Linked DNA regions of Mus musculus: region 1 is linked to region 2. A link is a loop called in an ENCODE intact Hi-C map of the cell type or tissue named here. Cell type or tissue: left cerebral cortex. All regions are shown on one strand. Links, peaks and the distances in the headings refer to the core of each region. The heading gives the core; the rest is flanking DNA. Region 1 holds the start of Gm40528 (a long non-coding RNA gene). Region 2 holds the start of Rps27l (ribosomal protein S27-like).

Region 1 (16,323 bases), core at 4,752-7,251, 74 kb after region 2:
GGCTGACCTCAAATTCACAGAGATCTGCCTGCCTCTGCCTCCTAAGTGCTGGGATGAAAGGCGCGTACTACCACATCCAGTTTTCAAAGATGCTTTTTAAAAAAAAAATGTAAATGAAAAGAGTTGGAGAGACGACTCGGCAGTTAAGAGCATTTTCTGTTCTTCTAGAGGACCCTAGTTCAGTTCCCAGTATCCTCATAGAGCAGATAACAACTGCCTGTAATTGCAGCTCCAGGGGATCTGACACCCTCTTTTAGCCTCTATAAATACCCACACACCTGTGCATACCACACACATGTACACATACCTTCACAGGCAGCACAGATAGACACATAAATAAAAATAAAGAAATCGTACATGTACATGAAAGTATTGCTAATACAAAATACTCCTATATCCATGTACCTATTACTTGATTTTAAAAATAATAAATTAAAGGGCTGGAGAGATGGCTCAGCAGGTAGGAGCACATACTGATCGTTGAGAGGATCTGAGTTCAGTTCTTAGCACCTATCTCAGGTAGTTCACAACTGTCTTAAGTCCATCCCCAGGGGAATACCACAGCTCTGGCCTCCATAAGCACTTGCACTGATGTGCATATAGGTGTACACACACACACAATTGAAAGATAAATCTTTTTTAAAAATTAGTGAGTTAAAAATAGAATCAACCCCTTGTGAATCCTTACTCCCTTCATTTCTTTCCAGAAGTAATAGTTATCCTTAATTTGTTACCAACCATTCTCATGCATGTTTTTATGCTTTATTATATTTTATTATTTTATGTGTATGCTATTTTACCTGTACCTGTATCTGTGCGTCTTCTGTATCAGTGCTCATGGTAGCCAGAAGAGGGCATTGGATCCCCTGAGTCTAGAGTTACAGACAGTTGTGAGCTGACATGTGGGTGCTGGGAATTGAACCCCCAGGTCCTCTAGAAAAGCAACCATTGCTCTTAACTGCTGAGCCATCATATTTATGGAGATATTTTACAGTTTAATTATCCTCTGGCGTAAGTATAAATGATACTACTTCACACATGGATGTACTACGTGCTAATGAAACAGACTTTTTTGTAGTGGTTTTAGAGAATTCCAGTAATAATTTGACTGTATTTCTGAACTTATTTTTTTTCCAGTTAATGTTATGTTAAATTCAGCCCTGTTGACAGGTGTGTTGACAGGTGTGTTGACAGGTGTGTTGACAGGTGTGGCATAGCTAAGTGCCTCAGTGCAGTCACTCTTTGAATAACAAGAGTGTATTCTTGGTGTTCTCTCCTGGTGGTAGGCATCTCAGATGTTGCCCTTTAGTGAATAGGCATCACAGGCCTGGGCTTCTTGTTCATGTCTCTTGGGGCAGTCCTTTGTTTGCTTGTTTGTTTGTTTGTTTGTTTGTTTGAGACAGGGTTCCCCTGTATAAGCTCAGACTGTCCAGGAACTCACTGTTTAGACCAGGCTGGCCTCTAACTAACAGATCTGCCTGCCTCTGCCTCCTGAGTGCTAGGATTGAAGATGTGCAGCATCATGTTGGGCTGCAGTTGTGATCTTAAAATGTAAACAATTTAATCTTTAATCCATCATGCATGAGTCTTTATGACTGATGAAATTCCCACATTTATCTGGGCCCATTTTCTTAGCCATGAGAACAAACCTGTGCTCTCCAGGATTCTTGCCAGGCCTGTGATTCTGTGGTTCTATTTCCTCTCCTGCCTTTTATAGTGAATAGCACGAATCAATTGTGAGCTGCCATTTCTATGAGAATCATTCAGAAAAAAAATGTCAAAATGAAAATGGCTTTGAGTCCCTTGGGAGTGTTTTTTTTTTTTTTTTTTTTACAGTTTGTTTCTTATGTTGTTGGAATAGATAAATACTAATGGGGAAGCCAAGTCAGTTTAAGACTATGAAAAAGAAAAATTGTAGTGGGTATATTTGAGCAGTGCAGCCTCGACCGGGGAGTCTGGTCTCCCAAGGTAGATGATGGTTTGGATTGCCAGCTGGATGAGCCTCCACGTTGCTATGAAGTAACTCATGAAGTGTTCTCAAGTCAGGGCAACACAAAGCTATCATTTTGAACATGAATTATTATATTATTCATTGCCAAAAGCTGATGCTCTTTAAAAGTCTATTGAAATCGGATGACTCTTTTGACCTTAAACATAGCTAAGCTCCTTCAGAAAGCTATGCTTTTTAGAGATGTAATAGCCCTCTTCAATCTTACTCTTTTTCAAAATGTTTATTTATTTTATCTGTGTGTAAAGGTGTTTTGCCCACACACCTCACAGAAACCTGTACTGTGGTTGTTGATGCTGGCATTTGTGGCAGCTCCTCCCCCTCCTCTCCACAGCTCCTTTGGGGAATTAGAACAGGCCAGGAGGGCTGGAGGACTGTCCTGGCTGTCACCATCACAGTTTAGCAGAGGTGGCATCAGAGTCTTGGATTGCCCATATCTTGCCTATGTATTTTCTGTTTCTTGATTAAGCAGTGGTTGAAGTGAACGTCAGAGAAGTACAGCTGGCACCAGTCAGTGGAGTGGACTGATATGCGTGTCGGCAGCATGACTCTGGTCATGGCTTACCCACGTCACACAGATGCAAATATGAAATTGTATTAATGATACAAATTTGAATATTATAAAAGATATGATTTATGCCAAGCAGGCTTTCCACTCTTGAGCTATTTATAGTAGCCCTGTGTACCGGGGAAGTAACTCAGCTTCATTATTGCAAGGATGGGCCTTAACCTGAATCTTGGGGTGAATTAGTTCAATCTTGGTAAGTCCCAAGGCAGTGGTTACTGCAGGAAGTAGGACTTAGCCCACCAGAGCATGATGTTCCAATGACAAGTCCTTGAGAAATAAGACAGGGGGCTGGAGAGAGAACTTATTAGTAAAGTTCCAAGTACAGGGACTTGAGTTTAATCCTATGTTTAAAAAAAAAAAAAAAAGCTGAATGTTGAGCTCCACATGCTTGGAAGGTGGGATTCTGGGGCTCCCTGGCCAGCCAGCCTCGCTTTCCTCTCCAGGCCAGTAAGAGAGAGGCTGGTGAGATGCTTCGATGGATAAAAGTGTTTACTGCAAAACCTGTCAACCTGAGTTCAGTCTCTGAGACTCAGGCAGCGGAAGGGGTGACCAGATTCCCACAAGTTGTCCTCTGATTCCCACTGTGGCATGCCCTACCTTCAATAAATAAATACAGGGATTTTTAAAGAGGTGACTCATGCCAGAGGATCTGCATTTTAGGCTGAACTCTGATCTTTTCACACACACACACACACACACACACACACACACACACTGATGTGCACCCACTCTATACATGAATACACATAAAATAAAGAGCTATTACTGGCATTTTTATTAATGTTACAGTTTTTCTCTTACCTAGCTAGTTTCCAAATACTTGAGACTGTTCTATTATATTTATTTACAGCTTTAAGGCACAGTAACTGAGCAGTACTACTTTATATTACTTTATTTTAATCCTCTAAGCTACTGTGGCTACCTCCCAGCCAAAGTTCCTGAGATACTTGCATTTTCTGCCTATCTCTGCTGTTTTCTCATGGTGTTTCCTAGACCCTCTCCTTGTAGCTGAATTCCTATTTCCTCTCTATCCTGCCCTCTTTAACTGGGAAGAAGTCCTGTTCTAGTCTCTCCCCTGCTCAGTTATTGGGTGATCAGCTAGCTTTATTGACCAATCAGAGAATAATTGGGGAACAAAAAACACAACATCAAGACGGGAGATTCTCAGAGTAAGGATTGCAGTCACATTTGGGGGCACCGAACACAGCATTTGAATCATACAAGGATAATCTTTACATTATGCCTCCAGAGGGGAGAGATGAAGGAAGGAAAAAAGAAAGGAAGAGTCATGAAGACAAGGGCATCATAAAAGGGAATAGGTAGCTGGACTGTTCTCTTCTCATCTTGCTTTTGTTGTCAGGAGCTGACATTAGTCAGAGGATAAACTGGAACCTTTAGAAAGGCAGAGATGAGGGAGGTACAGAGGAAAGAGCTGGGACCCCTGGACTGAGGGTCTCTGAACATGTCTCTGCTGGGCTTACTCTCTGAGTTAGCAGCTACATTAAGCTAATTGGAGTTGAAGTCTGTTACTTGTAGTTCAGAGTATCCTAACCAATATAATTCTATCGTAATTACTCTCTTGTCTCAGAAAAGGAAATATTAAAGTGAATGTTGGTTTTCTGCATTTCTATTGGTATTATTGTCAAGCTAATTATAAATATCTTCATTTTTAGGGGGAGAGATTTTATATCACTGTAACTATTATGAGAACACGCATGCTTGTCTGTGTTTGGGTGTGCATACATGTGTGTGCACTTGTCAGTAATATTAATACCCTTCGTTTCTAGTGAAAGATCCTGATTGTGTTTCCACGTTAGCTAACCAACTATACTCTGCAGCTAAAGCAATGCCAAATACCACCATTCACAAAGAAGTTGTTCTCTGACCTCCACTTCTGCTATGGAGATAGCTTGTTCCCACGCATATGTAAGGAAAGAAAGAAAAACAAGCTTTAAACAAATTAAATTTAATAGTGTTTATGAGCCCAGAATGATTCATGAGTCAGGTGGACCCCAGAATAGGATAGGTTCAGTGATGCTCCAGGGCTACCACACGGCTGGATAGCAGTTACAGGTCAGGGCAAATGAGATAGGGAGAAAGAAGCCCTCTTAACTACAACTTGGCATTTGCCTTATTTTGAACCTGGTTTGACTAAAGCTTGGCTGATGGGATTGACTGAGACCATTTTTTCCTTATAAGGCAAATCACTGAGGTAGCCTAGTGCTGAGTGAAGTTGGATTTTCCTGTCTCTGGAGCATCTGAGAATGGAGGCTTTCTCAAGCCACATTTGGTTGGGGTTAAGGAGGTCAAGCACATTTCACAGATCCACTGTCTCTCCATTTTGAAGCACGCACGCACCTCAGTGCTGGGTGATGTCTTCCTGATTTGTGAGGTACTCAGCAGAACTTGCAAATCTGAAGTCTCACTTCTCACCCTCCAGTCCTCCTCGCCACTCCTATTAGTGGGTTTTATTTCTGTGATGTGGCTCACTAGTTAAGAGCACACACTCTTCCAGGGGACTTGGGTTCTTTCCTTTCTTTTCTTGTTTTCTTGTTTTCTTTTCTTGTTGTTTTTGTTTGTTTGTTTGTTTGTTTGTTTCTGAGACAGGGTCTCTCTACATATAGCCCTGGCTCTCCAGGAACTCATCATGTAGACCAGGCTGGCCTTGAACTCAGAGGTTCACCTGCCTCAGCCTCCCAAGTGCCATAACATTTTTGAATGTTAGTTTTAGGAAACACTTACTGAATGCCTACTGAGTGTTAGGCATTGTTCTTTATGTGGGAGCTAGAAAGAGCTAAAGACTGGAAGAAGGATTTTTTGTTTTGTTTTAATTTATTGTACACTTGAGCTTTATGTGGCGTGCGCACACACACACACACACACACACACACACACACACACACACACCATGTCCATGTATGGACGTCAAAGGGCAGCTTTAAGGAATTCTCTCTTCCACTGTGGGATCCCGGATTGAACTCAGGCTGCCAAGTACTTTTTTTTTTTTTAACCAATTTGAGTCACATTGCCTGGCAAAAGAGGATCTCTATGGGTCATTGTTATACTGGATTTGGGGGTATTTTAAAAAGTCAAATGACAATAAAGACTGGTGTCTACACCTGAAACAAGTGAGGGCAGACACAGGTGCTATGGGATGCTTGCAGCACTAGTCACACTACTAAGTTTTGCTTACAGTTCCAACTGCTCCTGCAAAGCCAACTACCAGAGAGGAGGAAACAGGAGGCGTGTAACCTGGGAACACTGGTATCAGATTGTATTGCTCACAGTCCAGGGCCATTAGTGAGAGAGGAGAATGATTAAGAGGCTAGTTTGTTAGATCGGCTTGGGTGGGATTTTTGTGTGTTTCCAAATGCAGAAAGCTAAGAAGGCTCCCGCATGGAAAAGTACCACAGAGGGAAGAGGGTGAAATCCAGTTGGTTTATGCATATGCATTACTGAAAGCAGGAGCTGGGAAACGGTCCTTTTGGGTGCTTTCCACCTCCCTGTGAAGAAATATTATACATGGCTGCATGATACCCCTCCACACTCCAAATGCTGCAGTTACTGTTCAAGACCATTTATAGGACACAGTTTATAAATGTTCTTGAAAAGTATTGGAAACTGAGTTTAGTGTAAAAGGTAAAAGAGTGGGAAAAAAAACTAAATACAGCTGAGTGGCCAGAGGAGGGCGATTTAGTGCATTGCTGCCCAGTTGTATTTATCTCTGATCCCTACAGAAGCCCTTCCTCGTTCCTGGGGCTGGGGCTATAGCTCAGTTGGTAGAGTGCTTGCCTGTAGAAAGTCCTTGCTTCCCTGGCACTGCATAAACAGGGGTGGTGGAGTGGTGGTGCATGTGTGCAGTTTCAGCACTGGGAAGGGAGAGGCAGAAAAGTCAATTCAGGGTCATCTTCAGCTCCACAGTGACCTGAAACCAGCTTTAGCTAATGACACCTTGTCTCAAAAGTAAAAATGAAAATAAAGCCTGCTTCCCAATTAATGATAAAGCATGCTACTGAGACAAGGACTGTGCACTGCTGTGTGGTAGAGTCCTAAGTAAGTTTTGATTGTCACGGCTTGCGGATGCATAGGTGAAGAGATGTCCAACTTTTGAAGTGCCAAAGTCCTAAATGCTTTCCCTTTCTTGTCACCCTTTGGGCTTGCTGGGCTTTGGATTCAGTTTCAAATTACTCAGGGAGCTTTGAAAATCACCAGCTAACCAGACTAACCAGCTAAGTCAGTCTCAGGATTAGGGAGGAGGAAGGCCTAGTCAAGAGAGTTGTTGTTGTTGTTCTCTCTGGAATTCCAAAATGTGGCCAGGGCTAAAAAGCATTTTAGCCATTTCAGTTCTAGGCAGTAACTCTCAGGGAACATTAATTGAGATGTATATGGAGTCCCTGCTAACTGTATAAAATAGAATCAGCTTTCCCTCCCTGGACATCAAATGGGCAGAGTCTCATTTTCTTTTTCCTAAGTGGGCAGGTTCTAACAAAATAAATGAAGGGAGGGGAAGAAAATTGTTTTAAAGAGTCTCTACAGTCTTCTGTAGGGAAGGTTGGGGCACTAGGACTGAAAATATTGTGTGTATGTATTTCAGGAAGGAGAAAATATGTTATGTTCTCAGTCCTTCTGAATTATGTAACTCTGAAGGATGTGGTCCATTTGTGCCCAAATAATGAGGCCTGTAATCCTGCACTTCACATGTGTGGGAATGCTTTGCAGAGTGACTAGCATTCCTTTCTCCAGCCTGAATTCAGAGGAAACATGCCATTCACACCCTCTGTGCGCTCACATTTTCCAGTGCGTTGGAGAGCTTTTTTTTTTTTTCAATAGAAATCTTTGTTCCCTCCCTAATAAGACTTGGATTGAATTTAAGGAACTTAGCATATCCTTTTTTGTTTTCTGGCAGGAATTGATTTTAAAATCAGAACGATAGAACTCGACGGAAAGAAAATTAAACTTCAGATATGGTAAGTTAAGAAAAAAAAAAAATGAAGGCCTGTGGAATATCTCCTGGAATTGGAAGTCTAAGGTTAAAATGTGACTCAAGACATTAGAAACATCATCCAGGCATTCAGACCTTTCCTTTGGAAAACCAGAGTGGGAAGGAAGTCCAGAGCCCGTCTGTTCTAAGCTCTGGACAAGAAAAAAACCAAAAAAACGGATTCTCAAAAGCATACACTCCTTCATTGTAGTCACAGCTGTGACTCAGACACAGCAAAATGGTACAGACCCTGGGCTGAAAGTCAGGCCTGGGTCTGAAAGTCAAGCCACAGCCTTGTAAATTGAGGACTTTGGGGAAAGTACTTGCTTTTATGTCCATCCCTAACACAGTGTCACAGAACGTGTGAGACACTGCATTTATGAAGAGAGATGCTTTGCTTGGGCTCCCAGTTGGACCTAGATTAGGTGAGACCATTGGTTTGGGTCTCTGATGAGGGGCTGGGTGGCAGTGGCAGGGAGTGCTTGGCAGAGCATGGGGAAGGGCCCAGGGCCCTACAATCCACTTGAAGAACATGCTCCCAATGACCTCAGGACTTCCCACTCAGCCCAGCCCCCAAAGATTCCACTGCCCCGAAGACCAGGCCTTTAAGACCTGCAGGAGAAACTTCTCCAAACCATTGCACCTTCTCAGGCTCTGCCTTTTTTTCACTTATAAATGAGCCTGGATTGATGAGATTGAAGGTTCGATAGCTCTGTTATTTTATAATTTATCAAGTAGGGCCTATTTAATGGAGAAATAAGGAAAAAATAAGTACTGTGAGTTTTAAAAAATATTTAAACATTTTGGATACCAAATGTATCCAAGGTATTTGGCATACCCTCTATGCCCACCCTAAGCAGTTCTCCAAACGATACTATGTAGGCGTTCCATGACTTAACTCAATTCTGGCACTGTTCACTTAGAGATAGCATCAGCTATCAAAAGTCGAGGGCACAATCCCACAGACTGCCATATACTACGGATATGGATGCTACTTGCAAGCAGTAAGTTGTCACCTGTTACTGCCATTCACACCCCCTGTTCCATCACAGAACTCAGAGAAACACATTCAACCTTAAAGGTTTTTTTAATTATATTTGTGTGTGTGTGTATATGTGTGTGTGTGTGTAAGTGTGTGCATGTATATGCTGTTTCTAAATCAGTAATGTATTTGAGTCAAGGAAATATGATTAATCCATTCAAAGGTGCTTGGTTTCTCTGTTCCTCCTTGTTGCTGAGCACAAAATAAGTTCGTCACATTTCTAATGCTGATAGGGAAGAGAATAACAAGATCTGGGTTTGGTGTGAGTCTCATCCTGGTGCCCAACAGCTGAGACCTGCACTGTTTGAGTCTCACTCAAGGCTGAGAGCTGTTTAGTGGCAAAGATGAGGCCATAGTTCTCCTGAGCCTGCTGCATCTTTTACAGAGTAAAGATGATAATATCACCCACTTCACTCTGGGCTGTGGAGGCATCATGTTTGGAAGTATTTTATAAAGTAGATATAAATATGAAGATAATTGCTGTTTAATTGGCTATATTTCCTTGAACCTTTATCCTTTGGTGGGGTTTACTGTATATTAGATCTTTAATATAGTTCCACAAATCTCTCTGTTCTTTGCAATTAAATTGTATAATTTAGTTTATTTTAGTATCACAGGAAGTGAATTAGTTCCGGCTATAAATGGAAAATTAAAACAAATGACTTTCTCCCAATATCAAGGAGATTCTTCTGTGTGATTGAAGCTATGAATTTAATTAGAAATGCCCGTATTTCTTGGAGTGTGTCAGTGTGAAGCACACATGTGCTCCCCCTCACAAAGCCCTGGATTAATGCCAGAGACTGAACCTAGGGCCTTGCTAGGCCAGTGCCCTACTATTGAGCCACACTCCCATCCTAGAATCCTGCATATTTTAACGGTATGCCCTCAGCTCAAAAAGGAAGGGTAGCTGAAAGATTGTGTAATTCCAAGATGTTTATGTTTATTCTTTAGAAACTTGGAGAATGATGTTGGACTCCAGGTTCCTCTGTAATTAACTGCAGGCTGTGCTCTGAAAGTGCTCTAGAAGAGACATAGTTTGTTCTGCTCTGCTGAGCAGAATACATGTAGTCATTCAGCAGTGTGCTTTGTACTGAAATCACCCATGCAGTCAAGAAAGCAAAATGGCTCTCTAATGTAGCACTTATAGATAGGTTATCGCTGCCTCTGGGAGTCCAAGAATTTAGAGCCATTCTGCCTCCTCCCATAGCCCAGTTCCTAGTGGGATCTCATTGCTGCTTTTATAACAAGTCCGAGTTTTTCATCCAAGTCTTTGTGAGTTCTGACAGGCTCCTGTGGCCACTGCTGCCTCCAGCTCTCAAGGCACGATGTGCCATCTTTGTGTGCGTTCTCCTTTCCCCTGCCTCAGTAAACTGTGGGCAGATCAGAATTTTATCTGCTGTGACTCGGGTCCTTACCCGTGTGGCTGGTAACTTAAAACCATTCTTTCCTTTCTTTGTTTCACGTTTTAGGGACACGGCGGGCCAGGAAAGATTCCGAACAATTACGACAGCATACTATAGAGGAGCCATGGTGAGTGTGTTTCAAAGGTTCTAACCTTTCAGGTGAAAATAAAACAGGGAAACAGGGCTATTCATTGCCTGTCTATGGATATGAAGCTTGAGCCTAGGACCACTGCATTCAGCATGGCCGTCTTGGTCCTGGAAACCTGATGGTGCAAATGAGGGAATGAAGGAAGGACAGACATACAGACACACCAACAGAAAAGCTGGGAGCGGTGACTCTTGCTTACTTTGATAGAGCAGCACTTACACAGGACATTCAGAGCACTGATTATGGACGGAAGACTGGGGCTAGCTTGTCTTGGTGGGAGCATTACAAGAGCAGTTCAGGCAGTAAACATCTGGATGAGGAAGCTGCCGTCTCCATTCATGCTTCCTAGACACTCAGTCAACATTCACACACAGACCAGAGAAAGGCTTTGCCAGGTGCCTGCGCCCAACCTGGGGGAGGCTTGCCCATTTCCTGAGCCTGATCCAGGGTAGACTTTGCTAATTCCCGTGAGCCCAAGGCATTGGTGTCCTTATCAATAATACCTATTCAGCCAGGACTTCATCTGATTGTTATAAACTCCCCTCCCTGCATCGTAAACTGAAGGAAAATACATTTTTTAAATGTAAAAACAAGAGGGTTTGTTTTTTGGTTTTTGGTTTTTTGTTTTGTTTTGTTTTGTTTTGTTTTCGAGACAGGGTTTCTCTGTGTAGCCCTAACAAGAGATTTTAAAGAATTAAAAAAAAAAACAAAAACTGTATTTGGTTTTTAGAAGTTATATTTTGCTATTAGTCTTTATAATAAGTAATTAAGCCATTAGCTCTTAGCTATTCTAGAACTCCTCTACTTTCAGCTGAGCTATTTCTACATTTTTGTGGTCTCTTTTCCTTTTATGAGCACTTGAGAGCAGTCTTAGAAGACCCAAGACCCTGAAACTGAGTGTCCCTTTCCTGTTCCCTTGTGTCCCTCGGCACTGTAGCCATGTCAGCCTGCATCCTCTCTAGCCCCACTACCTGGCCTTGCATGCGGCTTGTCTCTCTGGAGTCCCCTTGACTGGCGAGGAGTGGCTGAGTAATAACTCTAGAGGACCTTGGCTGCCAGAGCCCTCTTGGCTACCCCTGGCCATGTCCTTTTTGTCATAGCTCTGTTACATGACTGTTTTCTGTCCTTACGTGCTTCTCAAATGCACTTAGAGTGCCTATTGGCTCTGGGCGGGACTTAACATGCTGCTGGGAGCTCAGTGGTGGACAAGCAACTGGGAATCAGAGGCATGTGAGCCATGCCTGAGCTGTGAGGCCCACATCAGAACTTCAGTGTGAGCTAGCTTTTAGGTCCTAGTCTAGCTTAGTGGTAGAATGTGTCTTTAACATTCCTGATGTTAAATCTCTAGCACCAAAAAACAAATAAATTAAGTAGGCATAAGCCAAGCCCAAGTTTGAGCCTTGAATTTTGATGATGAAGCCTGATATGGTCTGACAGTCTATGAAAGCTAAACCATTAAGCTCATGGGGCCCATGGCAGGTTGTAGGGTACAGCTGTTGTGACTCTGATAGTCCTAGGAGTGCTAGGGTAACAGAGTTGAAGGGGTACAAGGTTATCCTTTGCATCCAGGAGGATGTGACCAAGGTCTACAGGTCTTTCCACTGTCATTCTATCACCCCCCTCGTCCCCCACTTACCCTTGTCCACTATTATTTGAGTATCAGTAATTTCTCCCTTTCACACAAGATTGAAGCTCCCTTTTAACACTAGCATACCACTAGCCACTTAGTGTGTTCTCCACACTTGGCCTTGTGATACTATCTGAGTTAAGGTTTCTATTACTGCAAGAAAGATGGTGACCTAGGGTAACTTGGGAAGGAAAGCATTTGTTTTGCCTTATAACTTGTAGACCTGTTATGCAGGGAAGCTGGGGCTGGAACTCAAGGCCATGGAGAAGTTCTGTTTCCTTGCTTTTTACTCATGGCACGCTCAGTTTGCTTTCTTATCTACCTCAGGACTGCCTCCCCACCTCCCAGTGGGCAGAACCCTCCCATATCAATCTTCAATAAGAAGATGCTCTGCAGGCCTTCCCTATAGGCTGATCTTCTGAGATTCTTAGAGGATCTTCAATCGAGATTCCCTCCTCTCAGATGGCTCTAGCATATGTCAAGTTGACCAAAAAAATAAAACAAACTTGCCAGAATAGATAACTTCAGATTGTAAAGAGTTTTCGTTGTCATAAAGACATTGGTTGCTGCTCTCTTATTTTGCTTAGATTCGGAATCAGAAGATAGGGACTTCCTGTGGGTTCCAGGGAATACATTTGTTGATGTTTGTTTCTTTTGGGGAAAATGAAAAAGAACATTTTAACAGGTAAAGTTTGGTATAGCCCACAGGTAACTTTGATTAGAAGTATTTTAGACACACTAGTGTTTCTGTTGGTCAGTGTTTTCTATTGTGGGGCTAGGCAGTCATGCCGTTCCCATGCTCCCTTCCCTTGAGAGTAGGCAGGAACACTACCTTGGGAGCAGGAGTCTCCCTTGGCTGTCTAGCTCTATCTAGTTCATGGTATGAAGAAATAGGCCAGTGGGATGTGTTACTTAATTTAGACTCAGGATTACCTGGCTTTCTCATGTTCCTATGCCTCATCTTCCTTCCTATTCATATGGTTACGATCATTGCTCTACAGGACAGTATCGGCTTTCCATTCTGAAGGTAGGGCCCGTGCTTCACTTTTCTCTTGTGTTTTGCTGTATACAGTGTTAGTTCCTGACATAGTAGATACCCAGTAAATACGTGCTGACAGTATGAATCGGTGGAAGCGTCTCCAGGAAATGCTTGCTGAAGCCTTGGGTCTCTCAGGCTGTCTGTGTCAGTGAGCTGTAGGGCTATTGTGTTTGCATGGAGAATGCTGTTCCCAGCAGGTGGTGGTCATGGCAAGCTCTATCTAGGTGGTTGAATTAGGCATGTGACATTCTTGCCACTATGTAGATTTCTTGGTTTCATTTTAAACATGTCAGAAACTTTACAGGCTTTCCCATGTTCCTACTACCTTTACAGTAAACCTTGATTGGACAATTAGGCTGCAAGGGAAAGAGGGCCATGCCATTACATCATTGTTATTTCTCATAGACCAACAACCTTTTCTGAATTCTTAGGCAGCTGTTCTCACTGTAGACTATACTAGATCCATAAAGTTTAACTGGTATACTTAATTTTTATTTCTAGAAGACCCATATTAATTTTATAAACACAGGAAATAGTGAAATGGCTTTTGCTGTTGAAATCAAAGAGGCAAGTTGGTAATAAATAGCTGCTGTTTGTTGAGTCCAAGTTACATACTAGGATCTGGGTTAGGTAGCGTACAGATAACATCTCAGTAGCTCCCCAGAGCAGCCTCATGTTAAAGACTGAGAAAGCTAAAGTACTGCCTTCCAGGGTCCCCCGTTAATTGCGTAGTAGCACCTGAGCTGGAAGCTTCTAGCTTGAGAGCCTCTGCCCCTCCCACCACACTGTGTTACCAAGGGAAGAGACATTTGAGGCAGACAGGGCACATGAATCATAGAGCTTGATTAATTAGCCCAAAGGATAATAGCACTATAGAGATTACTTGGTTAATTTTAACTGTAGATATATAGCTAAATACTCTGTAGTGGTAATTATTATTTGCTTTTTCATTGTGGTAAATTATAAAAAGCATAAAACTTAAATACTTTTTCATTTTAAAATGTACACTTTTCCACTTTTAAGATTTATTTATTATTATATCAAAGTACATTGTAGCTGTCTTCAAATGCACCAGCAGAGGGTGTCAGATCCCATTACAGATGGTTGTAAGCCACCATGTGGTTGCTGGGATTTGAACTCAGGACCTTTGAAAGAACAGTTAGTGCTCTTAACCGCTGAGCCCCCTAAAAAGTTTTTCATTTAAAATTAAAAAAAAAATTGTTTACAGTGTATAGCTGAAGTGAAATGTGCATTTGAGGCAAGGAGAGGTGGGGTAGAGGAGAATCTTGCTTGTCATTTAAACAATAGCATGCCTTTACTCCCAGCACTTATGAGGCATAGGCAGGCAGGTCTCTATGAGTTGGAAGTCAGCCTAGTTTATATAGGAAGTTCAGGCCAGCCAAGGCCCATGGTCAATCAAGGCTCATAGTGACTCTGTCCCAATAAAGGGGGGGGGGGGAGGAGGAAGGAAGGAAGGCAGGCAGGCCACAATATTTTTCTCCTGGCTGTTAAAAAGTGTAGTTACGTGGTATAAAAATGCTTTAAGAATTCCAATCAATCATCCCAAATCCTACTACCATGAGAAATAATTTTTTTTGTTTTGGTGTTGTTTGTTTTTGTTTTGTTGAGAGAGGGTTTCTCTGTGTAGCTCTGGCTATATTGGAACTCACTCTGTAGACCAGATCTCTGGCCTCAAACTCAGAGATCTGCCTGCCTCTGCCTTCCCAAGTTCTGGGATTAAAAGTGTGTGCCACCACAGCCCAGCTGAGAGATAACTTAATGTTTTTTTTATTTCCTGGCTTTTTTGTCTGTGTTTTATGTGACTTGTATATATTTGGACAGTTGGAAGCCAGCTTGTGCAGGACTTTGCTGTGGAATTTAATTCTGAGAACAGTGGGGGGTACTGCAAATGTTTGAATATTGAATGACCACTGTACCTTACAGAAAAGAGGCGTTAGGAGGTTCAGAGTAAAAGCAGGAAGCAGGAAGCCTGGCTCAGCAGCTCCGGGCAAGCTAACCAAGGAGAAGCTAATAAGCCAGTGCAAGGAAAGAGGTCAGGCTCTGAGAATCCTGAGTCATGGGACCTCCAGGACCCGGGGACGGGACTCGCTATGAGGGAAAGAGCCAGGTGTTGACACAGCTGCCGGGTTTTATTGCCCTTCCCCACAAGATAGTTGAGGAAAAGCAGCAGATTGGGAGGGACTTACACTCTTCTGTTTTACTTAGGAGAATTTGTAGTGACTATAGGAAATCCCTAACAGCTGCTGTCTAGCGAGTGCTCACCTGTTTGCCTGTTTGAACCCATCTTGTCCCTCTTCCCAATAGATCTGTGCATCTTGCTAAGCTTTCTTTGAGTCAATCGAGTGTACCCTGGACCTTCAATACAGAAAGCTATTTATCCCCTCCCTCAATTTTTTTTGTGCTCACTCTCTCTCTCTCCCTCCCTCTCCTCTCTCTCTCCTCTCTCTCCTCTCTCCTCTCTCTCATGATTTGGGAGCTCAAGCCCGGAATCCTTAACTATGCTGGACAAGCACTTTGCCACTGGACCACCGCCCACTACACATTGCTGAATGGGTTGATGCTTAGTAGATGTAGCACTTAGTACTGAAAGTCCTGAGGAATGTCCTGGAGATCCCATGGCTCAGTATTTTCAGAGCCTGACCTCTTCTCGTGCACTAGCTTATTAGATTCTCTTCAATTTGCTTCCCGGGAGCTGGCGCCCTGGTCTTCAGCCGTCTTCCTGTTTTCATCCGTAACCTCTTCCAGTCTCTTTTCTGTAAGGGCCATGATCAGCTCTCAGGGTATTGTTTGGATACTTAACATAGAGGTGGGTAATCTTTAAAAACATGATAGCAATTCTTTAATTAACCCATGTACTAAAGGCATTATATTTTCATGATTTATTAGTGTTAAAAAAATGGTAACATTGTGATTAGCCTGTAATAAAAGAAAAAAATCTAAAAACTGTATGGTCTCAGCCTCTGTAGGAGTAAGAACAACCATTCTCATTTGTAACAAGCAAGTGCGCCCTGAAAGTGCCTCTCTTCCTCTCAGCAGCAAGTGCGCCCTGGAAGTGCCCCTCTCCCTCTTCCTTCCCCTGTCTATCTCAGCCTGGGCTGAAACTCCAGTTGGTGCCAATCATTATCACCTGAGTCAGGTAGAAAGAGTACTCACGTTCCCACAATCGCTAATTCACTAAAGTTAACTGTGACGATGTTAACAGTTCATAGGTAGAGTGACATGAGAGTGGAAGTCATTTGTTTTTGCCTCACTGTATTTTTCAAGCTTATTATGAATTTCTCTTTAAAGATCAAAATGATAAAAGAGAGGCAGGTAGGCATGGCCTGCATTGGGAGCTGTTAGTATATGAAATATGACATAAGGCTTTTTTATTCCTCCCACAGGGAATTATGCTGGTCTATGACATCACCAATGAAAAATCCTTTGACAATATTAAAAATTGGATAAGAAACATTGAAGAGGTGTGTATGGAAGGAGCAGGGCAAT
Region 2 (16,323 bases), core at 8,834-11,333:
TCCTGAAATTCACTACATAGACCAGGCTGGCTTTGAACTCTGATCCACCTGCCTCTACCTTAAGCAATGGGATTAAAGGCCTGTGTCACCACACCCTTAACTCTTACATGTCTTATGTTGACTTTGGACTCTGCTCTTACCTAAAAATACCAAGTTGATCTTGGATTATTGCTAATTCACTTGTAACTCTTCCAGTGAAAACATGGAATTCACAGCTCTCTAAAACATAAGCAAATTTCTAGTACTATGGAGTTATAAATATGAACGTATTATAAAAAACGATATACACAATTATTTTATTTATAGTATTAAATGAAATCAAAATGTTAATTATATTTTCAAATTAAGAATGTTAATTTGATTTTTAAATTAAGCATTAAATAAGTTTTTTAAAAGTTATCCATGAAATAAAATATAGGGCATTTTAATTGATACAACTGAGGTATTTGATTCTTAACTGGCAACAATTTAAAAAACCTTTATGCACCAAATACATATAAAACAAAATATTAAAAAAAAATCTTATGGTTAATAAAAAAACCTGTGTTGTTGTGTAGGCAGTTATAGTTGCTTCCATTCTGACTTAATTTTATTTTAATCTAAGTTAAGCATGCAGGTGAATAAATCTGTAAGATTTTAAGTATTCTAAAGTTAGAAAAAAATAATGGCAGTATCATAAGTATAAAGTTAGCCACTTGAACTGGGGATTCTTTTTATCATTATATTTTTAAAAGTTTTATTGTTTTTAAATTTATTTTTATTTCATATGTATGGCATGTATGTCTATGTGCTGAATCCTGGGAACCAGAATTAGAGATAGTTGTGAGCTGTGGGTACAGGGAATTGAACTCAAGTCCTTTCAAAGAGGAGTCAGTGCTCTTAACCTTGGAGCCATCTCCCTAACCCCGAACTGGGGACTCTTTAAAGAGCCCACAATAAAACATTTAAAATCTCATTACCAGGTTTAAAAATGCCATACCAGCCAGGCAGTGGTGGCGCACACCTTTAATCCCAGCACTGGGGAGGCAGAGGCAGGCGGATTTCTGAGTTCGAGGCCAGCCTGGTCTACAGAGTGAGTTCCAGGACAGCCAGGGCTACACAGAGAAACCCTGTCTCTAAAAACCAAAAAAAAAAAAAAAAAAAAAAAAAAAAAGCCATACCTTCTGTGAGCCTGGCTTTTCCTCCTGTGGGCTGGCACAACACAGTTGAACAACCCACACAAAGAACCACAGTCTGTGCATGGCTGAAAACTGTAGTAATCTTGTAGCAACCTAGAAAGGGAAGGAAGGGGAACCATACATTAAAAACTTGAAAAGCAGATGAAAACACAGCCCCAGCTCTTCATTTTTCTTGATAGCATGTAAAGTACTTGTCATTTATATATTAAGTGATGTTTTAACAGAACTTAAGTTTAACAGAATTTCCTGTAAATTCTGTAAACAATAATTATTCTAGAAGTCACTTGTTTTTTTTAAGGTGAAACATTAAATTTAGTATTCCAGAACCGTTAACATTTCAGCATGTAACAGACATGTCATCTGTTTCAAGTTATAGCTTCAGTGTAGTGTTTTACTCTTAAATTCTGTTTCCATTTCCACATGTTAAGTACTAAACAGACACATATGGTATAGCAAACACATCAGACAGCAGTTTGAGAATGAAGAATCAACATATATTTTATTTGCATTGCAAAAAAGAAAATTCATCATCTTAATGATCATCTTAAGTTAAAGACTTAAGTCAACGTATCCTTTACCTGGCTCCCATATGTTTCTACAAAGGTTTGAGTATGTTTCTTTAAAATGACCCTTATGACAATTCTGTAATGTCATTTCTAGTCAACAGTGGATCCTGACTTATTAAAGTGTGAATCTTTCCTGAAACGTCCTTTAGGACAGGGAAATTTGAAATTTTATACCTGGACATTTCACATCCATGAAGTAAGAATTTGGGCTCTGAACCAGCCGTTTCTTCTTATGTTTTTTCTTCTCCTCCTCCAAGGAAGGGTGTAACAGATCTCTAGCCAGCTGTGGAAGGAAACATATTGTTACTACTGGAGTCACAGTACACGGGTGGCAGCCCGAATCACACGAGGAACGCAAAGCAGGAGCAACAGGCACACTCCGCAGAGGGGGTACTTAAGACCCTAACTTTTCAAGATAGGACCACTTTCACCCACACGTTGCCAGTCCTTTCCTGGCACTTTACAGCGCTCGGGCAGCATATGGGAGAGAGAACCCCTTTGTCGTTTGGCTGGGTAGCCATCAAAGCTAAGTAAAAACCAGCGTCTGGCTCGGGCCTCCCCGAAGCCGCAGCGCAGCAGATCAGAACAAGGCCGGGATGACCTCAGCCCCGGGGCTCCACATCCAATGGCCAGCACAGGGCTGCGGCATGCTCGCCCGGGGTGGAGTGAACGTGTCGGAAGCTGCGAGGCCCGTTAGTGACCCTGAAGCCCATGGTGAGCTGGGAGCTGCACCCCACGGGCTGGCCACTCACGCGAGCCCGGACAGGGCCCGCCACGCCATGCCGCGCCGTGTCGCCCGGACAAGTCTCAACAAGCCCGCCATGCCTCGGCCCGCAGGAGCAAGAGACGCCGCGGGCTTAGCCGCCTGCCGAGGCGCCAGACTAACAGAAAGCCTGAAGGAAAGCAAGCCCGAGCCCAAAGTCAAAAACTTACGGGCATGGTGACGGCTCCGCAAGCGCGGCCGCTCCAGGTCGCCGAGACGAACTGCTCGCTTTCGAGCGCCCCTCAGCAACTTCCGGGATAGAGGCGGCGGGGAGGAGTGGAGAGGAGTGGAGGCGGGGGCGACCGCTCTAGGCTCCCGTCTCAGTGGTACGGCTCCCGCCCTGACCGCCGGGCCAAGTCCAATGAGGGACATTTAAATGGCTTCTGCGTTAAACTCCGACTCCGCCCTGCACCCAGGCCGGGCTTCGGAGGCCCGGGCATTAGGCATTAGAGGGAAACCAGACCCGAGGCTGCAACTAGCCTGGTCTCCCCTGTTCATTGTGCGGGGCAGCGGACAGGGGGACACACGGAACAATAATCTTTGTTCTTCGCTGTATTACAAACACCATAGGCGAGCCTGGGAGGGGGCTGGCTCAGCGCTTAAGAGTGTGTGTTGGTTAAGACTGTGTACTGCTCCCGCAGACGATCTGGGTTTGGTTTTCAGAACCGAGCTGGGCGGTTCGAAACTGCCTCAAACTCAACTCCAGGGAGATCTGCAGGTCTTTTCTGATCTCTATGGCACTGCACTCCCTATGCGCGCGCGCGCACACACACACTCATAATTAAATTTAAAAATCTGATTTTGGGGTTGGAGGTGTAGCTCAGCTAATAGCATGCTTGCCTTGCCTTCATGAAGCCTTAGGTTAAATCCCTAACACCACTAAATAAATAATTTTTAACTAGAAAGATCCCACTGACGGGTTGTGAAACAAACTTCTAGTCTTGTGTCTGTGCCTTCTAAGGAGTGAGACTTGAAGTTCTGCACCGGATAGGCTTCACCTCCGGTTTGCTTTGCTCTGAAATAGTTTTTTAAACAAATCCCATTTGCTGCTGTGTTTGATATGCCTCTGTCTCAGAAAACGTGGTAGGTGGCACCTAAGAAAGAAACCTGATATTGACCCCCTGGCTTAAACACACACACATACACCATTTATAAGCTTGACCCTAAGACTGTCCTACCAATTTGGGGAAAAAAAAAAGATGTATAATACTCAATTTGCATAAAGCAGAAGAAAATTAAAACACCGCATTCCCTCATGGAGGAGTGCTCACCCAGTAAGTAAGAAACCCCGAGTTTGATTTCCAGCACTGGATACATCTAGGGGTATGGGGCACACTTATTATAATCCAGCACTTGGGGTTTAGGCAGGAGGGTTGGAAATTCAAGATCATCTTCAGCCATATGGGGCCATCTCTGGAACACCAAAAATGAATAAACTGTAAGTCAATACTAAATATGGTGATATAGATAACTATGTAAATTATTATGTGTGTACGGGGAAAATAATGGTCCTAGAAGTTCCAATGTCTCAATGTCCATGGTCTGTGGTTACTTGACGAGTACAGTTAAGGCTGCAGTCTGCATGAGATGCCTGCCCTAGTCTCTGCCATTTGAACACTTGAGACCCAGTTGGTGCGGTTTAGGCTTAGGAGGCTTAGGAGGTGTGGCCTCATTGCAGAAAATATGTCCCTAGAAGCCAGCTCTGAGGTGTTAAAAGAGTTACATTCCCAGTTTGCTCTCTGCCTCACGCTTGTCCTTTAAAATGTGACTCTCAGCTTGCTGCTCCCGTTGCCATGCCTACCTGGTGCCACACATCCGTGTTATGATGGTGATGGATTCTTACTGTTCTGGAACCATAAACCTAAATAAACCTTTCCATCTAGAAGTTGCCTTGGCCATGAAGTTTCTTCACCATAATAGGGTGGGGGTGGGGATGGCGGTGGGGGTTGGCGGTGTTTGTTTTGGTTTTGATTTTTGGAGATAGGGTCTTGCTATATAGCCTCAGATAGCCTCAAACTCCTGATTCTACTGCCTTAGTGTCCAGCATGCTGGGATGCAGGTGTGTGCTAACACCACAGCAGACATTGCTACTGACGTTGAAGATGGAGGAAGGAGACATCGAGTCAAGGAATGTGGGAGGTTGGTACAAGCAGCAAACCAAGGGAGTGAATCTCCATAAAGAATCTGCTCTTGGGCTGGTGAGATGGCTCAGTGGGTAAGAGCACCTGACTGCTCTTCCAGGCTGCTCTTCCGAAGGTCCGGAGTTCAAATCCCAGCAACCACATGGTGGCTCACAACCATCCGTAACAAGATCTGACTCCCTCTTCTGGAGTGTCTGAAGACAGCTACAGTGTACTTACATATAAAAAAATAAATCTTTAAAAAAAAAAAAAAAGAATCTGCTCTCCTCCACGCTGCTCAGTTTCAACCCAGTGAGATCTGGGTCAAACTTTCAAAACACAGAACTTTACCATTATGCATTTGTATTGTTTTAAACCACTATATTTATGGTAATGTCTTACAGAAATAATAGCTGAATGAAGGAAGACCTGGGAACTGGTCTTAACTTTCACTGTTTTCTTCCCTTACTGCTACTTTTCACAACTAAACAACATATAAAGAACCTTTTTATAGATAAGGCCTTGGCTATATCAGGATTTAAACCGTGGGACCTGTGAGATGGCTCAGAGGGCAAGGTGCTTGCCACCAAGCTGGTAACCTGAGTTTGATTCAGGGAACTCATGTGTTGGATTCCCTAGAGCTGTCCTCTGACTTTAATAAACATGCATGCAGTGTTGGCACACATGATAAATAGTGTTTAGAACATGTGTTTAATTTCAGATTGTGAGGCAAGAAGAAGAATTAGGATTTTCTGCCAGATGGTGGTGGATAAGTTATTTCTCCATTGAAATGAGTCAATTCAAGTCAGATTAGAATATATAAAGGTAGGTTTATTGGGAAGCAGCTTACTGGTCCTAAAGAATTAGGCCAGGGAAGGTGTGTGTATGTGTGTGTATGAGAGAGAGGGAGGGGGTGGGGGGAGAGAGAGAGACTGAGGGATGCTGGGAGAACCTGAAGGCCAGGTCCATTTTGGTATGTTAAATGCACCTCAGCTGTTTTTCTTGGATCTGAATTTCAACGGTGGTGGTACCTTTCTTTAATCCCAGCATTCAGAAGACAGAGGCAGGCGGATCTTGTAGCCTGGTCTACAGAGCAAGTTCCAGGATAGCCAGAACTACACAAAGAAACCCTATCTTGAAAAGCCTCTCAAAAAATTATTAAACATTAGGGTTCTCTAAAAGGATAGAGCTGAGAGAGAGGTGGGGAAAGAAGGAGAAGAAGAGGAGAAAAGGAAGGGAAGAGGAGGAAAATGGGGGTGGGGGAAGGGAGAGGGACAGAGAGCAGGGAGTGGCTGGATAGTCCATCAATGACTGTCGTCATGCTAGAGAAACTGAGAACCCAGTGGCTTCCCGGTTCAGGAAGCTCACTGCCTTAACAGTCACAATCTGGAAAGTCTGGAAGTTCCCTGGAGAGTCCAATGTACTAAGTCTAACTTAAAAGGCCAAGGATTCTAGAGTCTGTCAGACAATGACGGCAGCATGGCCATACCCACTCAGAAGGAAAGTGGCATATGGCCACAGCCTCCATCTCGCTTCTCTTTTTATCCAGGCTGGAGCCTGCTGGAAGGTGCAATTAAGGGTGGAACCTGCAACCCTACCCAGTCAACATCACACATGGCAGTCCTCTGTGGGCAGTCCCCCAGCGCACTCCCCACCCACCCCCACAGTGCATTTCTTCAGTCCTTGCCCAGTCTTAATCTAGTCAGTTAACAATGTCAACCCTGCCCCTGGAACCCCAGAGTGTGACAGGCCTGAGGCTCTCCCTGTTCTATGCTTGAAATGTACAGGAGGATGCTAACCATTGTTAGGGCTTAGCCATTCAGGCCTTTGCACTCTGCAGACCAGCAGCATCCCATCAACTTACTAACCATTTAGAAACAGAGACTCTTAGGGCAGTTTCGAGGATCTTCAGAGCCAGAATCTGAATCTCATCACATTCCAGAGATGTGTGTAAACATCCCCAAATAAGAAGCCTTAACTAGACTTACAGAATTCTTTGTTCTACGTATGGCGCAGAGGGTGTGACTTAGGGCCAGGCACATGCTGAACACATGCTCCCTGAGCCACACTGCCAGCCACACACTGCCTCTTTCTGGAGTCTTTTTTACCTTAAAAGTGGGAATGTCAGATTTTTGCTACTCCAGGGACAAGAATATTTCTCTTGATGGGAGCAAGAGATCATCCACCTTCCCCTGCAAGGGGCATCTGCTTCTCATGCCAGCGAGTCCTGCCCTCCTGTACCATAGGATGCTGGACATTAATAGGACATTAGAAGCATCAAAGCAGCGGCACCGGACAATTAAATGAGAGATCCCGTGACTGTCTTTAAACACCTCTCCAGGTGATTTCTATGTGCAGCTAGGGGTGAGAAGCACTGCTGTGAGTTTTCAGGACACAAACAGATCCTCATCCAAAACAAGTGGCACTTGATGTTGGACTTTCCAACCTCAAGAACAGTGAGTGGTCTTTTTTCTTTTTTTCAAGTACTTCTATAGTTCTTCTTATATTGTCTTTATATATTATTATTATTGGTTATTTCATTTATTTACATTTTAAATGTTATCCCCCTTCCCAGTTTCCCCTCAGAAAACTCCCTATCCCATCCCCCCTCCTCCCTGCTTCTATGAGGGAGTTCCCCCTCCCCCCCCACATTCTCACCTCACCACCCTAGCATTCCCCTATGCTGGGGCATCAGGCCTCCACAGGCTCAAAAGATTTTCCAACATATAGCAAGGACACATGCTCCACTATGTTCATAGCAGCCTTATTTATAAGAGCCAGAAGTTCAGTACCCCTCTTTTAAATGTTATATATAAATAAACTCAGCCAGATGTGATGGGTGTGGCTGTAATTCCAGCATTTGGGAATCAGTGGCAGAATTACTGAAAGGGTTCCAGGCCAGCCTGGGCTACAAAGTGAGACCCAGTCTTAATAAACAAACAAATGGAACTTTAGTAGCCAGATGAGATCTCCTAGAATCTAGCCTGCCAGCCTTCCAGGGTCAAGTCTCTGGCCTTCTCCTCATCTCCCCTGCCATCTCTGCCTGCAAACCTTCTGTCTGCCCAAGCCACCAGGGAAGAAACAGAGCTACTTACTTTGAGTCATAGGAAGGCACTCTCTCCAAGCTTCTGGTGATCCTGCAGCCCATAGGAAAGATGCTCTGAGGTCAGCATAAACGAATGGCTGGAACCTCTCCCTTTTGTGGACTCTTATTGCCTACATTAATCACTTTTTAATAACCACTGCTGTCCCATGCATACTTTGTCTGTATTCTTTCGCTTAAAATTCCACATGCCACTCAAAGGTCAGGGTTTGTTCGTTCCTCAGATGCTAGAAATGAGCTGCGAAAGCCTGCCACTTGACACAGCTGACTCGATGGCTGCTCTTTGTGGACTAGCTGTGTGGTTCAGCTAGAATCCTTCTAGTTTCAACTTTTCTGGATCTTTCCTGGTGAATGCCATTTATTATTCCTCCCTTAATTTTTTGGATGAAGAAAAAAAAAAACCCAAAGACCTCTGAATTCTGGGTAGTCTTCAGTTAATTCACTTCTAGAACCGGGAGAATAAGCTGTACTTGTTTGGGGATTGATGACAACACAATGAATGTGGCTTCTTCTCTTGGGAAGTGTGCATAAGCGAAATAAATGGAATTCTTTCCGATTTTCCCTTAGCTAAAAGCTGATCAAAAGGCTGTAGCTAAAGGGCTCAAAGTGTTAAGTAGAATGAATGGTGCTTTCATTATTTACAACGAAAAACTCCACTATTAATGGAATGTCTGTAACATACAGAGGGCAGATAATGTAAACCCCTCTCTTGGGAGCATGGAGACTTAACTGAAAGCTGTTTTCTTGACTATAAAATGAAGTGTGTGTGTGTGTGTGTGTGTGTGTGTGTACAGGTATGCATATATGTGTGGGTGCACATAAGTATGTGCACATATGTGTGCCTGTGTGTACAATGTATATGCACATGTGTGTACATGTGTGTAAAATGTATATGCACATACATGTGCATGTGTGTACAAGCCAGAGGTCAAACTGTGTAAGTTCCTCAGCAGCTGTCCATCTAGTTTGTTGAGACAGTGTCTTTTTACTGGGTCAGTTGGGATGCCTGGCTGCAGAGCTCTGGGGATCCTCCTGTCTCCCCAGTTCTGGGCTTACAAGCCTACACACCATGCCTGGCTTTTTATGTGGGTGCTGGGGATCATAGGTTCTCATGCTTAAGTGACACGAATTTTGCCCACTGTCACCTCAGTCCCCTAAAATAAAAATAATTTCATAAAGTGTCTCATCAGATGAAACAGTGCATAGTGTAAGCGTTTAATAAATGCTAACTACAATTCATTGTGCTAGTTGACTTTTGAGAGAGAGAGAGAGAGAAAGAGAGAGAGTCTCTACATAGCCCTGGCAGTCCTAAAACTCACTCTGTAGACCAGGGTGGCATGGAACTCACAGAGATCCATCTGCTTTTGCCTCCTGAGTCCTGGGAATAAAGGCATGTGCTACCACCCCAAATGCTTGTCAATAGTTGAAAAACTAGTTGGGGAACTGGTAAGATGGTTCAGTGCGTAAAAGTACTTGTGATGGAAACCTGACAACCCGAGTTTATGGACTGGAAGGTAGAAGGAGAGGAGCAACTCCACAAAGTTGTCCTCTGACCTCCACAAGCATGTGCATGTGCATGTGCACACATTCACACACACAAATACATACATACATACATACATACATACATACATACAACAACAACAACAAATAAAAATAAATTTAAAATTAAGATCTCAGCTTGAGCTGGACCTCCTGGTGGTACAGGCTTATATCTCAGCCACTTGAGAGACCAAGGCATAAGAATTGTAAGCTCAAAGTTGCATGGGATACCGAGTGAATTCAAGGCCAGCCCGAGTGATCAGAGACCCTATCTCATAACTAATTTCTTGTTCTTTTTCAGGGCTAGAGCTATACCTTGTGACACAGTGCTTGTCTAGTGTGCATGAAGCTGGGGCTCAGTCCCAGTACTGAAGAAGGAAGAAGTGACTTAGGCCTCTACATCTTATGTTGTTGATCCAATGTCTTTACATTAGCTCCACCTTAAGTAACGTGAATATTTCCCATCTGTATAAAGAACGCATTTCATCAAAAGAAAAGAGACTGTCCTTTCAAGTTCCAGTAGGTGGCGCAAGGAGCTACTTGTCCTACATGTGCTGGCCAAGAGAGAGGTAGGTCATCTTTGTTTCAGGAGACTTCCCCATCTGCCTGGTTTGTGCTAATGACTCCACACATAGCTATGTAATTTCCTTCAGACACAGTCAATGGGTACCATCGGTTTTCCTGAAGAAGGTATACAGTGTATTAGACAATTGATCATGAGTTTATTTACCCTTAGTATCTTCTCCTAAATATTGCATTCATCTGAAACTAGTTAACTGAATTAAAATTACTTAAATTCCTCTTACACAAAAATGTCTCTACATGAAGCATGGGTCCTAAACATGTCAAATTATGATGATGTCTTGTTCAAGTACCCAGTAGAGGCCTGTTGTTATGAATGAGGGCAGCTGAGCAGGCTTTGTATAATGTATAATCTCAAGCAATGGCATTTGGCAAATGAGTTTGTGGCATGCAAGGTCTATGTGTGCTGGTCCATAGTTTTTTCTCATTTCTGTTGTGTAAATAATCCCATCGTGCTGATATCGAACTATTGAAGGCCAGAGAGGTTCCCTGGAGCAGGAGTTACAGATGGTTGTGAGCTACCAGACATGGGTGCTGGGAACCAAATCTGGTTCTCTACAAGAGCAGCAAGCGCTCCTTAACTGATAAGGCCATCCCTCCAGCCTCAGAGGACTGGTTTTGAAGGATAGAAGAAGCCTGGTTAGGGATGAAAGCCTAACCATCAAGAAGCAAGCTCTGTGACCGGGAACTGGGACTCGCTCTTGTCATCAAAGCAGAAGACAAGAAGTCAATTCACAGTAGCTTGTGTCCCTGAACTACTGTAATAGGGTACCTCAGAGCATTTAGCTAGACACAGGACTTACCTTTGAATCTGGGGCAGGGCCATACCTGCATGTCAGAGTCAGAGTCCCTGAACTCGGCCTGATCAATTGTTGGAGAAGCTGGATAGGATTTGGATGTTCCTGATGGCTGGTGTCTGTCTGTTTGTTTGTTTGTTTGTTTGTTTGTTTGTTTCTGAAAGATACATGATCAGTGTCATCTGGAGGTACAGTGGAGGTACAGATTGCCCTATAGAAAAATCCCAGGCTAGACAAAACCCTGAGTGTAGCATCATAATCCCACCCACTTCCCTACTTCACAAGAAAATATACCAGGAAATGACTAGATGAAGAGAGAGCATCGTTCCATAATTTTTTACCTCTAATCTTACCATCAGGAATTACCTGTGTGCCTGCCACTGTCAGGCATCGTGACAAAAACCCCAGGGTGGGCATCAAGCCAGGCCAGCGTGATGCAGCAGATCCCTGGCTTAGCCCCTCTCCTTGCCCGCCTATGGGCTTAGCTCTGGCTTGTTGAGTTTCAAGTAAACGAGACTTCTCACACTTGCCCTGAGCCGAAAGTGAGCTGAGCACTGGCCATGTGCCAGGGCCAAGCCCCATGGGAGTGGGAACAGAATCCTGAGAGGCCGGCCACTGGGAATGAAGACGGCTATCCTCTGGCTGCCTCCCTTACCCTCCCAGGGCAACCTAGTTTCTCATCTCTTCTCCCAGATACTTTGGTTTCTTCTTTCCACAGCCCACTTGCTCTCGCTTCCCTGTGCACGCACTGAATAAGGCCTCACCTCCCTTTTATATGCTGTCCTACTTCTGAGGCCAACTGTGGCTGACCAGAGTTCTCTGTCCCAATTCCAAATGTGGCAGAGAGAGAATCATTGTCTCAGTGTGGCTCTACAGTGTCTGCCCCAACCATCTGTGGCCAGGGCAGCAGAGATACTTGAGGTGATAGTAGCTCCTGTAGAGGGGCCTGGGGAAAGGAGGCATAGGTCAATGGAACCCCACAGGGTACTACTCCTTCCTAAGCATTGTCACGACTTCCCGTGGCACTGAAATCCTCTCTAGACTGTCCATTGCTGTTCTGTCTTCTCCCTGAAACATGGGATGTTAATTGAATATAGTTTGTTTGTTTGTTTGTTATAAGACATTCTCTCACTGTGAAGCTTTGGCTGGCTTGAAGCTTGCTATGTAGATGAGATCAGACTCATAGAGATCCATCAGCTCTGTCTCCAAGTACTGGGGTTAAAGGCTTGTGCCACCATACCCATTGGTCATAGTTTCTTATAGAAAACATTTTCTCCATAATCTCAGGGGGAAAGATGTCAACAACTTGAGGCCATAATGATGTCTGTGGTCCATGCAGCTGCTGGGACCCATGTCTGGGTCTGCAGCGGGGATTGGGGAGGGGTGTTGATGTCTGTGGCCCGTGTTATCACTGAAAGCCATGCAGATGTCCATGGACTGGGCTGCTCCTGGGGACTGTATGGGTATCCATGGCATGCACTGCCACCAGAGACCATGCTGAGGTCTGTGGCGTGTGCTGACACTGGAGGCCAGGTGGATGTGTGTGGTCTGTGCTCCAGCTGACTGTGAAGGACAAGGAAACTTCTACTGCAGTGGTATCGACGACTGCAGACGCACAGTTGAAAAAAGGGAGACACAGAAGGCTTCTGGGACAACTCCTGTCCCTTAATAAAAGGAACAACCTATACAGGAAGCCACTAAAGAGAAGTCATAAAAATTGTGATAAGGATGATGGTGTACAGTCCCTCACAGTTGATGGCTAATGGTGGGGGGCTCAGTAGGGGGAAGGATTCGTTTTTCTTGAAGGGGCTGGCCACAGGGAGTTTGAACATGCTCCAGTGACTATATGGACAACACAAAATGGACTTTTTTCTTTTTTTTAATCTTTAGGTTTGAGGGGATGGGCAGAAGGTCACTGGGGTAGAGGGAAGACCTGGAAAACTGGGAAGCAAAAGTGATCAGGGAACATTATGTGATATTCCCAAATAATCGATACAAATATTATGTTTAAAAATCTCTACAAAAAAAAAAAAAAAAAACAGGCTGTGCTCATGTGGAATAATCAAATCTGGAGGTGAAGCATGGAAGGAAGAAAGTGTTGAAATGACAATGGCAGGCATGCTAAGAACTCAGTTGACAAGATCTAAGTGTTCCCAGGAGCAGGTTCTACAACCTACAAAATGAATATGCACAAAACCCAAGCGATTCATTTGCAAAAAGCCTTTTAACACAGGGCTATCATGAATATGTGAGAATTGGTTCAATCGTACTTCAAGGAACCAAATAATAAAATCTGAAATTAGGGGTGAGAGGCAGAAAACCTAGAGGTCCTGATCCCAGTGGATTCCTGCCCCAGGTATAAGACAGCATTAAAGGAGCTATGGGCCAGGTTTTTAAAACCTGTTTCTAGGTTTGAAAAGCAACTGAGACTCCTTTCCCTATAATCTGTAATTAATGATGACAAGAGGAGGAGGGGTGAGGAGGAAGAGGAGGCAGAGGGAGAGAAACAGGCAGAAAGATTTCCTATGCAATTGTTTTGTGTTAGATACTATGCTAAGTTCTTCACATGGACTGTCTCATTAGACACTTTATTTTGAGACAAGGTCTTATGAAGCCTAAGACAGATTTTTACCACTGGCAAAATATCCAGAAGAAAGGTCCTCAGAAGAGGAAAGGCTTATTTCAACTCCTGGCTTTAGCGGTATCAGTTCATGGCCAGTTGACTCCATTGCTTTTATGCTGGTGTTGAGACAGACCACCATGGTGGTGGCAGAGTATGACAGAGAAGGAGGCTCACCTCATGGCAGCCAAGAAGCAGAGAAGGTCAAAAGGGGCCTGGGGACCAGATACAACTTTTGAGAGCATGCGTAGTGTACCATTTGCTTTTCTCTTGCTGTGATAAAACACCATAACCCAAAATCAAACTTAAGGGAGAAAGAATTTCTTCTGGCTTATGGTTCCAGTGGAGTAAGTTTTCATCATGACTATCAGGCAGAGCAGTGAGATCAGGAAGCTGAGTGCTCCCATCTTCATCAAATACAAAGCAGGGAGTAAACAGGAAGCACAGTCAGGGTTTAAACTCTCAAAGCTCCCTTCCAGTGATGTAGCTCCTCCAGCCTTGCCATCAACTAGGAACCAAACATTCACATGCTGGACCCATATGGGACATTTCTCAGTGACCTACTTACTCCAACATGGCCCCACCAGCTACCAGCCTATTCATCTAGGAACTCATCAATGGATGGGATGGACCCATTGATGAAGCGTGTGCTCTTGTGTTCCAGTCACCTCTCGGTTGCATCGCCAACTGGGGCCCGACACACAGCATGTGACTCTCTGAAGATATTTATTATCCTAACCCCAAAATCCAATAAATGTGTGGAAGTTACAACGTACTGCTGCAGATATTGTTAGATGAATTGTGGGGGAGAGGTAACATTCTCATTATGGTCAAAGGAATGAGCAGTTCCCAGGGTGACTCAAATGGACCAGCATGACTTCTGGTAAACCAGATAGCTCTGTCCCTATGAGTTCCACTGAATGCGATCCCCATAAGACACAGGAGTAGTCCCCCGAGGGCCCTGATCCTTGTTGCCTGTGTTCAGTACACAATTGACCCAGACAAAAATACTATCAACGTGAGCTGCCAACCGGAACAAGCCAGAAGACTACTTGCCAGGGAGATCAATGGAGATCACTTTGTCTACCAGTCTGATGCTTTCGATCTCCGGGAGCTTTCCAGAATAGCCTGGAGTCTAAATGGATGCACACTGTTCTTTTGGGTTGTGAAAAACAGCTATCACCTGCCACTAGCTGGACCCAGTGGATCTTGGTGCTGCCTGCCAACCAGACACGTGAGACGTGCACTGGTTTCGTGTTTGTGCCTCTCTATTACCAAGCCTGCTTTCTGTCCGGGGAAATGCACCCCTGCGAACAGGATTTGAAGGCTTAGCTGTGGCAGCCATAAGCGGGATGCACTCCAAATGTAGCCGACTTGGAGTGAAATAACACTACTGCTCCTTTTCGTTTATGAACAACTTTACATCACAAAGCCCATCCCAATCATCATTAATTAAACCTGCCACTCGTCGCCCTCTGAAGCAGGGCTGAATCAGTCTGCTCATTTCACAGCTGACAAAGCAGATAGAAAGGCCCAGGGATTTGCTGAAGTGAAGTGGGGTTTAGTCCAGGAAACCTGGCCCCATTCCTCCTCTCATTCATCCTGATTTGCCGAGAAGAGGCCTGTAGAATGTTCGATGCTTAAGTCCAAGCAGCTTAAAGAACTCGGCTGGGGAGAGGAGCTTGGGGTAGCAGCAGCAGGGCAGCCCAGAGCATCAGTGTGGACCTTGAACTGCCTGAAAACAGGCATGTCATATTTTTAGTGGTTCTCAGTGAATTATAAATACATAATCCTCTGAGTTTCTCCTGCTGGGACAGAAACAGGGTGTTAGGACCCCATGACAAAGTGATCTGCCACCTACCAACACTTTAATATCATTACCAGACCCTCTTAGTTGTCTCGCTGTGTCTGTGGGTTTTACATCTGCAGATACAACTGGCACATTTAGAGACACTTGGAAAAAGCAGTGCCTATACTGAACGTGCAGAGACTTCTTTCGTGCCATTGCTCCTTAACAATAGACTAGGAGGACACGCATAAGTAATCTAGAGATGACTGAATGTTCACAAGAGACAGTGATAGGAAAATTCTGTGCTATTTTATATGAGAGACTTGAGTATCCATAGTTTTTGGAATCTGAAAGGGTTCCAGGAACTGATTTCCCCACAGATCCCAAGAGATGGTGTAGTGGTTTGAATATGTTTGGACCAGTGAGTGTCACTGTTTGGAGGTGTGGCCTTGGGGTAGGTGTGCCACTGTGGGCATGGGCTTTAAGACCCTCTTCCTAGCTGCCTGGAAGCCAGTATTCTGCTTGCAGCCTTCATATGAAAATGTAGAACTCTTAGCTGCTCCTGCACCATACCTGTCTGGATGCTGCCATGTTCCTGTCTTGATGATAATAGACCGAATCTCTGAACCTGTAAGCCAGCCCCAACTAAAAGTTATCCTTATAAGAGTTGCCTTGGTCATGGTGTCGTCTGTTCACAGCAGTAACACTCCAACTAAGACAGATGGCTATACACTAAAACTCAGACTCCGCTGGGAACATAGCTCAGTTGATCGAGTGCTTGACTGATATGTACAAAGCCATATATTAGTTCAATCCCCAGCACTACATGAACTGGGATCATGTTGTAATCCTAGCACTTGGGAGGTGGAGACAGGACAGCCAGGAGCTCAAGGCTATCCTTGGCTACACGGGGAGTTTGAGGTCAGCCTGGATTAAGTGAGGCCCTATCTCCTAAATGAATGAATGAATGAATGAATGAATGAATAAATAAATAAATAAAATGAATGACTAAGCTCTCGTAACCAAGACTTTTAAGACAAGGGTTAATAAATGGGCGAACACAGAGAACCACAGGCTGAAGTGATGGCTCAGTGGACAAAGCACTTGCCTCACAGGTGTGAGGATCAAGTTTGATCTGTAGAGCCCACATAGGAAGCTGGGTACTGTAGTGCACACTTATGATCCTAGAGATGGAGTGGCGGGAGACGGAGGCAGGCAGATCTCTGGCACTCACTGTCCAGCCAGCCTGGCTTACTTGGCAAA

The links. Hi-C counts contacts between places; a loop is a spot of excess contacts. Peaks named below come from ENCODE experiments on the same cell type or tissue, not always from the same donor. Only the 100,000 strongest peaks of a DNase experiment are listed, where the experiment ranks them.
Region 1: it touches region 2 in a loop (2.0-fold over the local background); 12 of 42 quality-filtered maps call a loop at or near these places.

The regions. Positions count from the first base shown.
Region 1 is chr9:66,854,643-66,870,965 of GRCm38, reverse strand. Rab8b (RAB8B, member RAS oncogene family) reads left to right here. Exons shown (of 8, transcript NM_173413.3): 2 at 7,483-7,543; 3 at 10,069-10,129; 4 at 16,221-16,298. It overlaps Gm40528 (a long non-coding RNA gene), which reads right to left and starts at 5,269. Exons shown (of 3, transcript XR_870875.2): 1 at 1-5,269. In left cerebral cortex, for the core only: a CTCF peak has its summit at 6,235 (motif pointing right); a DNase peak (open chromatin) is centred at 6,046; H3K27ac peaks cover 1,492 bases.
Region 2 is chr9:66,932,535-66,948,857 of GRCm38, reverse strand. Rps27l (ribosomal protein S27-like) reads right to left here and starts at 2,772. Exons shown (of 4, transcript NM_026467.5): 1 at 2,678-2,772; 2 at 1,919-2,027; 3 at 1,161-1,271. The coding sequence starts at 2,683. In left cerebral cortex, for the core only: a CTCF peak has its summit at 9,789 (motif pointing right); DNase peaks (open chromatin) are centred at 9,793 and 11,283.